2 separate regions of the Homo sapiens genome follow, and region 2 is linked to region 1. Evidence: read pairs that join two places in POLR2A ChIA-PET (ENCODE). Cell type or tissue: K562. All regions are shown on one strand. Links, peaks and the distances in the headings refer to the core of each region. The heading gives the core; the rest is flanking DNA.

What was found. Peaks named below come from ENCODE experiments on the same cell type or tissue, not always from the same donor. Only the 100,000 strongest peaks of a DNase experiment are listed, where the experiment ranks them.
Region 2: POLR2A ChIA-PET joins it to region 1 with 6 read pairs; 2 of 35 experiments call an interaction of 5 or more read pairs at or near these places.

What each region holds. Positions count from the first base shown.
Region 1 is chr6:89,925,468-89,933,646 of GRCh38, forward strand. BACH2 (BACH transcriptional regulator 2) reads right to left here. Exons shown (of 9, transcript NM_021813.4): 9 at 1,061-7,423. The coding sequence ends at 6,941. Among named protein-coding and RNA genes, the nearest start is that of GJA10, 35 kb to the left of the region's middle. RefSeq lists a silencer at 2,343-2,637. In K562, for the core only: a CTCF peak has its summit at 6,205; a DNase peak (open chromatin) is centred at 4,214; H3K27me3 peaks cover 592 bases.
Region 2 is chr6:90,495,091-90,500,090 of GRCh38, forward strand. LOC124901362 (a long non-coding RNA gene) reads right to left here. Exons shown (of 2, transcript XR_007059678.1): 1 at 2,983-5,000; 2 at 1-1,956. Among named protein-coding and RNA genes, the nearest start is that of MAP3K7, 89 kb to the right of the region's middle. RefSeq lists enhancers at 1-505, 506-1,062, 1,540-1,834. In K562, for the core only: a CTCF peak has its summit at 2,530 (motif pointing right); a DNase peak (open chromatin) is centred at 2,521.

The DNA.
Region 1 (8,179 bases), core at 1,218-6,217:
TTAATTTCCGTTTTCCCATCTGGCGGTCGCATGCACTCCTTGAAGCGTGAATCTCGGCAGCACAGCCCTGCCCTGCCCGGATACCATGCGCATGCACTGGTTACAGCCTCGCTGACAGCTCAGACCCCCCTGCTCTGCTCTAGTGGCTTTCTCTCACCTCCGAGCTCCAGTCCAGTGTTCGCTCATGGTCACTCGACCTGCCCACCATTTGATATCTTGTTTTCTCTTTACATCAAAATCGAAGACATAACTATCAAATACACTTTTAGAATACAACTTTTAAACTGTACAGTCATGCATGGCATAACCATGTTTTGGTCAATGATGGGACGAATATATGACAGCGGTTCCATAAGATTGTAAACCCTATTTTTACTGCAACTTTTCTATGTTAAGATACACAACTACTTACCCTGGTGTTACAATTGCCTACCATATCCAGTACAGTTACATGCTGCACAAGTTTGCAATCTAGGAACATCTAGTCTAGGTGTGTCATAGGCTTTCTCATCTAGGTTGGTGTGGCACACCCTGATGTTCTCACAATAGGAAATTGCGTAAGGATGCATTTCTCACAACGTACCCCCTTCACTAACCAATGCATGACTGTATGGATTCCTCAACCACAATTCTAAACATCTTTCCTTGCAACTCACTGCATCTTGGTGTTGGCTTAATGTTCTTTCTCATTTACTTTCATTTAGTTTTTAAAAAATTCAGCCTATTTTGGATATAATTGCAGATTCACATGCAGTTGCAAGAAATGATACCCATCACCCAGTTTTCTCCCGTGGTAACATTCTGCATAGCGATAGCACAATATCAAAACCGAGAAATTGGGTTTAAAGCCTTTTATCTACTCTCACAGGCACTAGGGATTTTTAAAATTCAGAGTTTAGGAATCACATTAATATTATCCAATTTTAAAGATTCCTAATCAGATTAATCAGGTAGCAAGTAAGGGTCCAAACTAGAGGAAGAGAAATGGCCTCTAGGAAAAAAGATTTCCTGAGGTTTCTCACTCTGTAATTTGGAACATAGGGATCAGAGGCAGAGAAAATCAGTTTACAATGCATAATGATATGTCTTTATTTCATCAACAGAAATGGTGTCTAGACAAAATTCAGTTAACACTAGCAATTCAATTGAGTGAAAACTTTTTTTGCACAATAGTGTATTTACAATGAGTAAATGAAGTTTCAATTCATTAGTTCATAGCAATGCTTTTTTCCCCCAAAAGGTAAAAATTCTTAGTTACAGAGAATAAGCATCAACAGCCTTTCATTTTTTACAATAAAAACCACGAGAAAAACCACAATCACTTAGAAAAAAATAAGGACAAGCCTAAGAACTAGTACAATAAAATGATGCATTGAATTAAATTACATTAATCGCATAGAATCTGTGTAAAAAGTATGTAGAAAAACACCTGATGTAACCTGTTACAGTCGTTGACCAGTTATGAGAGGTACAGAGGGTTATACAGGTAGATATGTGTGAAAACTGTCCGTATTGTTCAACCTGGGGAGGAAGAGAAGAGGGGCTGCAGCCCCTTGCATACACTGAGAAGACCCTGTTTTGAATATGGCCTCTGGAGTTTGTAAGGCATATATTAGAGGTGCACTTGCATCAGACTGGTTCTGGAACAAATTGTCAAATTGTCACAGGCTCTCTTGGCCTCACTAGCAAAGGTGGTGCTTGCCTTGAATGGCTCACTGTGTCTAACAAGCACCTGAAGCTCCCAAATGCATATGGAATCTTCCTGATCACTCACTAGAGGTGCCATGTCTTTATGTCAGAGCGTGAAACGGGCATCCCAGGATTTGCACACACAAAATACATTGTTAGGACTTAAGGGGAGGTCATAGTTCTGCCTCCAAACATGTTTTGGTAGAAGACTGAGCATCCATCTGTAGGAAAACCCCTCTTTGTCCAAGTCCCTTCACTCTTTCGCAACATATGCGTCTGATTATTCCCATGGGAGCACTTGGCACTGAATGTGAGTCTACCTGAAATGAATGGTCTTGGTGCACACTTCTGCTTCTAAGAAGGGCCAGTGTTTTATCTGAGGTCAATAAACTGGAATGAGAATGAAAGTCAGAGCTGTTTATCCATTGCTTGACAGCAAAATGCATACACCGTGTCACAACATTAAATCAAAGCTATGAAAGTTGGCCTCTGCAACCAAGTGGGTATTCTTCACAAAATGGCAGCATCGTTTTCATATTACATTTAAAATGCACTGATATTCATTTGATAGAAATATCATCTCCCAGGGTGGAGTGTAGGAAAATACTATAAACTTTTCTTTGCAAGTAATGTTTTTGCACCGTCAGTTGAATAATTTATGCTCAATCTGCCACAATGAGACTTTTCTATGTACAAATGCTATTTGCACACACTATTTGTGTACAGATATGTTCTGTTCTACAGCATCGGTTTTGGACGCTGGGGTCATGAGATGGCTCAGGCAGTACTATAAACATACACTTTCAACACACAATGCCTCGTGCACACAGATTTCCTGTATGAATACCAACTCCACACAGGGCATTGTATTGTGGACTGACTCACCAGAAATTGCACTTCCAACACAGTCTTCAGTTTGGGGAAGAAACACTAACTCATGATACAACGAACAGCTTTATTCTTAGAAAACAAAAACAAAAACAAAAAACACCTTGTTCTTTAGTCTATTTACAGTCATTTGAGGACCAAACTTGATTCTTGCTCCTTCTGGATCTGAGACTCCTCCTAAACTGTAAGCAATAGTGAAGCAGTTTGAAGTCATTTCTAAGACAGCTCCTAGTTTAAATGGGGCATAATGTAGAGAAGTAGGTAGCCAAATAGGGACTTGAGAAAGCTTTGCAGGCAGCTCTTCCTCATTTTGAGAGGATTATGCTACTCCACAGGATGTCAAGCAGCTTCACGGGACAGGAGTTTTTGGTGTCTTAACAGGCTTATCATTTTCAAACCTTTGTCTGTTCCTTCTTTTTCTTCTTCTTTGATGGCAATCATAAAATATTAAAAGAGAAAATGTGGGTTTAGGCCTCTTGACAACAGCATTAAACTTCACACTGTGCACACTTCACTTTAGCCAGTCCTCTCATGAGTCTTGTCGCTGGTCCTGGCTCCTTTTGAAGGAGTAGTGGCAGTTGGCATACTAATCACTAGACTTTTGTTCCCTTCCTTGGAAAAGCAATGTAAGGATTACATCCCGAATTATAGTGCATCTTAAAAGCAGCAAACCTTTAGAAAGACAGTTAATAAATTACTCGCACAACATTCAGTTGCAGACACACAGAGTCAGGTTTTCCACTGCAGCATCATCTCTGATGCCTGAGTCATTGCTGGGAACTCAGAAGATAAATAGCAGGATGGCCTCGTAACTTTGTCGGTTTTTTTTTTTTTAAAGTTTTTCTAACTGTTTTGTTCCAGAATCAGTATGTAATAAAGTTCGATTTTAATCAAGGCACCCCCAGGTAACGCAGAGAAACAAACACATACAGCAAATCACTCACCTGTCCAAAGCCTGACCAACTTGAAAAGAGGTTGCCTGGATACACAAGCAGGACAAAGGCAGATCCAAGGGGAGGACTGGATTTAGGTGGGATGTTCATTAGTCTCAGGGTCACTCACCTCCACTGGCTCTGCCCCAACAACCATTCCTACCCCAGCCATTTGGAGACCCAAGCAGGCATCCTCCTAAACAGCCCGTGGTTGGAGGGTCTCTTATTTTTGTAAGAAAAGAGCCTTAAGAACAACCAAATGTTACTGTACTGTGCAAACACTCTTCCTTGCTGTTCACTCACTTTTCTTTTTCCTAAAAGGCGTGGGGTTGACAGAGGGATCCCAGGGAAAAGAGACAGGCTAGGTTTTAAAATTCCACTTGAGGCCGTTTGGATTCTGGTCCCCAGCAAGTCCTCCCTTTGAATCAACCCAGAAATAATTTTGACAAGCACATAGTTCTGAATAGGAAAAGACACACACACATCACATGAACAACTGCACGAAGCTAGTCACTGTTCATGGTGGATTATGAATGAAATAACTTGTGAGAAATCTCTATGAAATTGGAAGATGGTTTTTAGAGCAGTGTTTTTAACCAGTTCCCATGGCAGAAGTTAGGTTGGGGGAAGAGGAAGAAAAGCAAGGCAGGGGTGGGTGGGAGGAAGGTGAGGTCTGAGTTAGGGTGGAGAGAAATAAAGAGGCCCCGCCCCTGCTAGAAATGGCTGCCAAACAGGTCTGGGCTACTGAACCACAGAAACCTGAGGAAATGGATGGAATGTGGTCAAGACTACCAGTTGCACATGAGTTGTTACCAGGGTAAACCTCATGCCAAGAAGCTGGGTTGGACCTGGTTATGATATGAGCAGAAAGTGTTCTTTTTTTAAAAGAAGAGGAGAGGTCACTTGGAAAGGCAACAATAGAGTTAAAAAGCAAAATACTGTCAGCTGACTCCACTGTAACACACGCCTGCGAAGTATCACGTGATTCACATTGAGTTTATATTCTCACTGTCACCAGTTTTCCACAAAGGCAAACCTCATGGTGAAGCACAGAACTGTCCTAGTAGGCCAAGAAATTCCAACAACCATAACAAAAACCAGCAGCTCCAACACAGAGCTTTATCAAGATCTGTTTCAGACACACACACACACACACACACACACACACACACACACACACACACACACAAACAAGAAAAAACAAAAACCCAGAGGCAGGTTTTAAAAGTGGAACTGTTTAAAAAGAAAAGCCTTTTTTTTTTTTTTTTTTTTTTTTTTATCCTACTGCATGAACTGACAAATTTCTGGCATTCATACATATTTAAACATTTAGTGCTAATATTTGTACAGAAAAAAGTTAATAATACTAAAACATATGTTACTATGATTTCACTTTTAGCCTACATCATATACTAATTTCCCCTTTTACATGCAGCTTTAATATTGTCCAAACAATGGCACAAATAAAGAAACAAAGTCAACCATCTATTCCCCACTGCCCACCACCCCATCCCCACATCAAACCGTTCAGGACTCTCTTCCCCAGCCGGGCTGGAGTGGCCCTCGGGCTGCTCAGTGAGACCCGGACCCAAGGCCACTGGAGCGAGGGAGCTGATTCCTCCTCCTCTGGGGCACACCTTCCTGTAAACGTGGCTGGGGCCAACACGGCCCCAGAGCCAAGGGAAGCTGCTCTCTCTGGGTTGCAAGCCAACCAGTTTTGCAGCAAGAAGAGAAAATTATCATCAGGTGAGGGTAGGGTATGTGTGTGATTCGGGAAGGGGACAGGGAGGGTTCCCGGTGATAGCTTGTCCAAAGCCTCAGAATGAAGTCTGCCTTCAGACAAGACACTGGCAGAAAAACCTCAGAAGAAAACTCCAAGCCTTTGGAGAAGGAAAGGAGAAAGAATGTGTCAGCCTGTGTCAGGGATGGATCGCAGATGCCAGGATGCCCTGCTCTCTCCCAATGGGGTGAAGGCAGGACCTTCGGGGCTGTGATTCAAATCCCCTCAGGCCAGATGTCCTGGGAGGCCAAGCCTGGGCAGGAAAGCCAGTGGCTGGTTGGCCCCGTCCTTCAGGGGAGCAGGTCCTACTGCACAACACTTCCAAGAGCAAGCCGAGGCCTCAGGACGTGTTGAAATGAATGGGACTTACTCCCTGGGTGAAAACTTTCTAACTTGATTTCTAGGAGCCAATGCCTGCTGAGTTCTGGTATAAAATCACGGATTCCTGTTTTTCTGATGTACTTTTGAGTGAGATGTCCAAACTCTCTCCCCACTTAGGAATCTGAACATCCAGCATCAACTCTGAACTCTCTATCTGCGTTTAAACTTTGCTTAGGGAAAGGTGGGGAGGAGGTGAAATATAAAAATATTCAAGCAGATTATTGTCTACACATCCTAGGATGAATTCATTATTTGGCAAGATTGTTTTTCCTACATAATTATCACCTGAGTGCTTTTTAATTAGCTAAAATGTTTTACTTTTTTAACTAAAAGCAAAGAATATACAGTATACTTGAGTTATACCGAAGTTACAACTTCATTTAAGAAAATAGGTTTGACCCAAAACTCAGTGCAAGTGGCAAAGTTGACCATTACTGTACAGTATCTGCAAGGAAAACAAAAACAAAAACAAAAACAAACAAAACCCCCCAAACAAACAAAAAACAAACCTACAATGCTCAAATGACACCACTTGGAGGTGCCAAAACCAAACCAAACGAAAAAGAAATCTGAAATAAAACCTTGGGAAAAAGCTTCCAACACTGAATTTTGTCCATAAATAAGTACGAATTGAAAATTGAACTGTGAAGCAAGAAAAATGACCATGTTAACAGTTACCAAACTAGTTCTAGCATCAGAGACAAAAGAAGAGGAATGTTGGAACCTGTTTCTAAATGAGAAATAAGTTTCCAGTTTTAGGATGAGAAAGTTGAGGCATGCAGGACTTTTGCATATGGATATATATATATATATATATATATTTTATATATATATTATATATAATATGTACAGTCTAGCTATAAAACTTTGATGTGTATAGAAGCTGTCTTCAATGAAAAAAATTGAACATTCAGAAGAAATTCCTGAGATAGGGTTTGTGACATGGGCCACTGAGAAAAAAAATCCGTGGTTGGGGCCTAGAGGTGTTGTAGTCTATCCCTGTGAAGACTGAAATTGAGCCACAGACAGACAGTGTCATCACTGCTGTCTTTCCTTGCCTGGGCAAGGGGTAGCACCATTGTGAAGGTAACTATCACTCCTGCTCGAGAAGAGGAGAGGATACTTCGGAACAGTATTGCTGCTAAGACCGCTGTAGTGTGCACCAAATGTGTTCTCGGTTTCTTCGGGACAGCAGATGAACAGTGCCACAGGCTGACTGAAGAACGCCTGGATGGGAGAGGTGTGCGGACTGGGAGGCAGAGCCGAGTCACTAGGTATAATCTTTCCTGGGCTGTTCGTCAGTTGTACACTTATCAGTCATTTCCTGGCAGAAGTCCACGGTCACTGTTTGGCTCCTGGGTTCAAGAGGAGGTCCTCTCTCTGAGAAGGTTCCCGGGTCAGTGCCTTCTAGTCTCCTCCCAGAGGTACAATTCTCGGAGGTGTTGCTGGGTGCCCAGGGGGGTCCGGGGGGAGCCGCGCCTGGCTCCAAGCAGCAGGGCACGTTTTCCCCCACTGCGCATTGGGAGGCCGCAATGTTCTGCTCAGCACCCAAGGGCGCAGGGTTAATACTGGAGGCCGTGGGCAAGTCCATGGGTCTGAGGACAGGGCAATACCGATGCAGGGCCTGGATCTGCTCGGGGCTCTGGATGTCTCGGCAAACTTCCTGGGAAAGGCAGGAGAAGTTGTCCAACAGTTCCCCCATGCATGCTTTCAGTTGATTCCTCTCTGACAACAGTTTCTCTTTCTCACACACCTGGACAGTAGAGAAAAAAAGAGAAGGGTTGATCAAGCCTGAACTGGAGGACAGAAGGCCTCGTTTCAGGTTTTCCAGCCTTTGTTTTGCATCCTCCATTATAATGTAACTCAAGAATGACTAGGTCAGGCTCTAGAAACTTAAAGATACATATTCAGGGGGCCCAGACACAGGCTTCTGCCACACCTTCCATCTGATGCCAACACCTTCCCCAGGACATCTCTTCATCCCTCTCCAAGGCCCGGGCAAACAACCGGCAAAATCGTCACGAATCAGAAAACTTCAGAGTCCATGTTTTGGTTTCCTGGAATTTGGGGTTTGTAGAGAGTTAAATGAAAAACTCTCAGTCCCAATCTTGTGACTGAAAATCTCCCCCAAATGTATCAGGTTGCCATTTTTGAAAGGCAAAAATCTACCATTCCAACCGTATGACATTTCGAAAAAAGCAAAACTATGGAAGCAGTAAAAAGATCTGTGGTTGTTAGGGGTAAAAGGGGTTGAACAGGTGGAGCACAGAGGATTTGGGGGCAGTGAAGCCACTCTGTATGACACTATACTGGTGGATCCATGTCATTATACATTTGTCCAAAACCATAGAACGTGCAACACCGAGAGTGAACTCTAATGCAAACTATGGACTTGGGTGATAATGATGTGTCAGTGTAGGTTCATTGACTAACACATGTACCACTTTGTGGGGGATGCTGACAGTGGGGGAGGCTGTGTGTGTGGGAACAGGACCATATGGAAACTCTC
Region 2 (5,000 bases), core at 1-5,000, 570 kb after region 1:
TATAATTCTAATGAACATCTCATGCTCAGATTATAAGTGCTGGCCAATGTTTTTACTCTTTTGGGGAAAAAAAATTCAGAAAAAAAATTCATTTCAATGTTTTTCAGGACCTTTACATTTTCTCAAAACATTCACCTATTATCTCCCCTGGAGTGGTGTTCAGACCTCAGCATAATGTTGAGTCCAGAGCTAAACTGCCCACATTGATCCCACCTCTGCCACTCACTAGCTAAGTAACATTAGGCAAACTGTTTCACCTCCCCATGGCTTTGTGTGGTAGGGAGCAAACATAGTATTTTGCTCACCCATCAGGTGCACAGCTGAGACGCCTATAACAAAAGATAGATTAACAAGAGAAAAGGCCAGGAACGGTGGCTCAAGCCTGTAATTCCAGCACTTTGGGAGGCTGAGGCGGTCGGATTGCTTGAGCTCAGGAGTTGCAGACCAGCCTGGGCAATGTGGTGAAACCCCAGCCCTACAAAAAATACAAAAAATTAGCCAAGTGTGGTGGCACACGCCTGTGGTCCCAGCTGCTAGAGAGGCTGAGGTGGGAGGATCGCTTGAGCCCAGGAGGTCAAGGCTGCAGCGAGCTGAGATTGCGCCACTGCACTCCAGCCCGGGCAACAGAGTGAGACCCAGTCTAAAAACAAATGAACATAAACAATAGAAAAGCATACAAACTTGTTTAATATAAGTTTTATGTGGCAAGGGAGCTTTCAGAAATGAAGACTTCAAGAAACAGGGAAATATGGGTGTAGTAGTCTTCCCTAATCCATGGTTTCAGTCACCCGAGGTCAACCATGGCCTGAAGGTATTAAGTGGAAAATTTCTGGAATCAGAAATAAGCAATTCATGTTTTAAACTCTGCACTCTTCTGAGTTTCACCTAGGATGTGAAACATCCCTTTGTCCAATGTATTCACCTCATCACAAGGAGAAGGTGAGTATATTAAAATGTTTTGAGAGACTACCTTCCCATAACTTTTATTAGTTATATTTTTCTTATTCTTCTATATTATTATCAGTTATTGCTGTTAATCTCTTACTGTGCCTAATTTATACATTTAACTTGTCATAGGTATGTATGTACAGAAAAAACCCCAGTGTATATACAGTTCAGTATTATCCATGGTTTCAAGCATCCACTAGGGATGTTGGAATGTATCTCCATGAGTAAGAGGGGGCTCTGTATTTTTATGGATAGTTGTACGGAAGTATGTCTGGAGGACAAAAGGCTACGGTCTAATGGTAATAGACTGCGGGAGTGGGGGGTGGAATTTAGCAAGGCCTGTTTGTTCAGTCTTCTCTTGTCTTCTTTCCTTTCTTCCGGGTATAGGGAGGGCCCTTCTGAAATGAGAGTTTTACGACCGATTTTCAGGGGAAGGTCAGTGAGGTTTAATGGCCCATTTCAGGGGAAAGAGGGTGAGGGAAGATCAGAGCGTGACCTTCTGTTTTTACGGTTTTCTCAATTTCCTTCAAGTCTAAAATATATAGTATGACAAGATGACGTATTCTGGGGTAGCGTGTTCTGAACTCCGTCAGTATCCTCATTTGTAAACTGGGGATAATAATGTTACCTAACTCAGAAAGATCTTGTGATCACGAAGTTCATACTTGTAATACACTCAGAACAGTGGCTGGTAATTGCATCAGCAAGAAATCCCATCTGAGGAAGGGGAAACAACAGGAGCTGTGCAGCTGCGGCTGCTGGGACCTCCTGTCTGCACAACCCCACCTACTCCTTTGTCTGCTGAGTGAAGACAGGTCAGTCGACCTCGGGCCCAGGAAGACTGCTGCTGTCAGGGGAGCACACTCCAGTCACCCACAGGAGCAAAACACATCCTTCTGGAGCCACAATAGCCTTGGGAACCTTGGTCCGGTTATCATAGCCATGATGTTGGTCGAACAGATAAAAATATTCTCTTGAATCCCTAGCCTGTTTGAAAAAAATCACCACCTATCAAAAGAAAGGAAAAAAGAACATTCCCTGACATTATAGCTTAAACTTAATTTTCATATCAATTAAGCCTTTAATTGATATAAAAGAATCTGGGACAGTATTAGGAATAATTAGGAATGGAAAGTATTTTTTGGGGGGATGATTTTTTTTTCTTCAAGCAAAACCTACATGATAGAGACATTTTTTATTCTATCCACTTTTGGATTAACCTTCAGTTTATTGAGCAATTATACTCTGCTCACCTGAAAAAGTAGAAGTAGTTATAACTTAAATATAATGGGTAATAGAATGAGGGATTTAATCAGACTAGAAGCCATGTAAGTGATAAAGTCATTTGGCCTAGATGCCATCTGCTGGGTACTACGATGTTACTCAGGGGGCAAGACATGGAGCCAGGCACCTCTCTGGGGTTAAACAAGGGTTGGGGAAGGAAAGGTCAGCAAACTCAGCTGAAGGTCAGGATAGAAGTTTATCCAGGCAGGAGGACTCTAGTGTCCAGAGAGCAAGGTGCTCAGTAGAAGGTAATGGTGTGATCATTCAGGCAAGCAGCTGACCTTGGAAAGGTCCACCAGAGGGTGACAGAGTCTCATGAGCTGCTGGATGGGACATCTGGGAACAGACCATATTTGTCCAGACAAGCATGGAATTGCCCAGCCCAAGAAGGATGGGTGAGCTGCTAAGAGGGTCCTTACCAATAGAATGGGGTGTATAAAATTCCAGATTCCATGAGGGGCATTGGTGGGTTTAGGGCCAGCAAGGGCAAGATCAAGGCAGGACTCCAACCTTAAAGGGAAGTAGTCATCCTATGAGGGTACAAGCTCAGAGTCAGAGGAGCAGTACAGAGAAGCTGATGGTAAGTCCCTGCATGGCCCACATCCCCCATCTGTGGATAGGACTGAGCCAAGCACATGAACAATCACGGCAGGGACATGGTGGTATAGGAAGGGCTCTCCTTGACTCCTGGCATCAGTTAGGCATACTTTCAGCTACTAGTGGCTGAAAACCTGAGTTGCTGTAGCTTACCGCAAAGGGACATTTATTGCTTCCTTAAGAAGTTAGATGTGTGATCTCAGGATTGCTGGTGCAGCTCATCGAGGTCATTCCCATTCTCCACTCCTTCAGCCGCATTTGGGCTCTTTGTCACCTTCATACATGATAGTTGCAGACATTAGGTCCTCACAGCACATCCTAAAAAGGAAGGACAGGTGGGAGCAAGAGCTTGCTTCCTCCCAAGCCTCTGCCTGATTGTTTGGAAAAAGAAGGCTCCATCAGAAGCCTCCCAGCAGCCTGCCCCACAAGTACTCATTGGCCAAATGTGGGTCACTCAGCTACTCTGATTTGCAACAGGAGCCGGAAGTGCAAATCTTGTGTTTCTAGCCTCTACAGAGTGAGGTAGGCAAGGGGTAAGGGTGAGAGAGATGGTGGTAGCCAATAATCTTTCTTCTCCTTTTCCCTTTAATTTGAGCAGCACTCTAGATTCTCCTTCCTGTTTCCTTGTCAGAAGTACATAGAATTGCTTTGGATACTTTAGGGAAATAATGGTGTTGATTTTCTTATAGGTTTACAGCTCATTCCTCCCTCTGAGATTGACCAACCATGATTCTTCATGGCCAGATGTTGGAGCATATGAGACCTGCCACCACACCTTGTGGCCCACGGCAGCACAAGACAGCATTCCTCTACACTCTCTGTTGTGGAAAATGGCCAAGTCCTCATAGTCCAAAGAGAGTCGATTTCAGGCCACTGAGTTCTTCACTTGTACCTTCTCCCTCCTGTCATCCCAATCCATGTCCTTGTACAGAAAAAGCCCAAGGATTTTTTTTTAAAGGCAAGTATATAACAATAAGGCAAGAATTTCCTTAACTGGTAATAGGATGGACATTTAAATGCTGAAAAGACCAGTCCCTGAAGCCTAAAATGGTACCAAAAACAGCTGAGCAAGAAGGCAGGGATTGCAGAACTTGGGTGCATCTTGGGGGAAAGAAATAAAGGGGCCACAGGGCAGCTGGTGTAGAATAAAGATACTTTCAGACATATAATGAATTTAAAAATTTACCTCACTTGTGCCCTTTCTGATGAAGCCACTGGGCAAAATCAGTGAATGAAGGAGTAAGCCATGAAAAAGAAAGACATGAAATCCAGGAAATAGGGATCCATCCCAGGAAAACAGCAAAAGGAAGTCACAAGATGATAGCTCAGCACCGGCCTAGAGAGAGTTTGTATTGGAGATGGAGGAATTGCATGGGGCAGCTGCAGAAAGATGTCTTTGCAGGAGAAATGGATCTGAGAGGTCTGGTGTTTGAGCAGTCTGGTGTTGAAAAATTATTGATAGGTGTGGGTGACACATGCGTTGAAGCACTTATTTAAAAAGGTGATAAATCTATAGGCAAATGAAAAAGGTACTAGGAGAAAACAAATAATTTTAAGAGAAAGGCAATATAATTATTTTCTTATTCCATTCAGGCTTTTACAAAAAAATACCATAGATCAGGTGGCTTATAAATAACAGAAATTTATTTCACACAGTTCTGGCAGACTTGGCTTCTGGTGAGGACATGCTTCCTGGTTCATAGTTGCCATCTTCTCACTGTGTCCTCACATGGTACAAGGGTGAGGGAGTTCTCCAGGGTCTCTTTTTTATAAGGGAACCAATCCCATTCACCAGGGCTCCACATTCATAAACTAATCAACCTCCCAAAGGTCCTGCCTTCAAATGGCATCACCTTGGGGATTGAGATTTCAATATATAAATATTGGGGGGACAGAAACATTCAGACCATTGCAATCACAGTAATACATTACTTGAATCAGCAGTAAACATAATTTATATAGTCATAAGCTCGATATTATAAAATAATAATGCAATATTTACTGTGATCGACTCTAACATTGTGATCCAGTTCTATAGGGATAAAAGGGTAGAGGAGATGGCAGAGGTGTGCGTTAACCAGCTAAATCCTCCATTACTATCGTGTTAGTCAAAAATTTGGTGTGCAAAAGTGATACATCAGGAAATAGCAGTATAAGCATGTTATTTACAA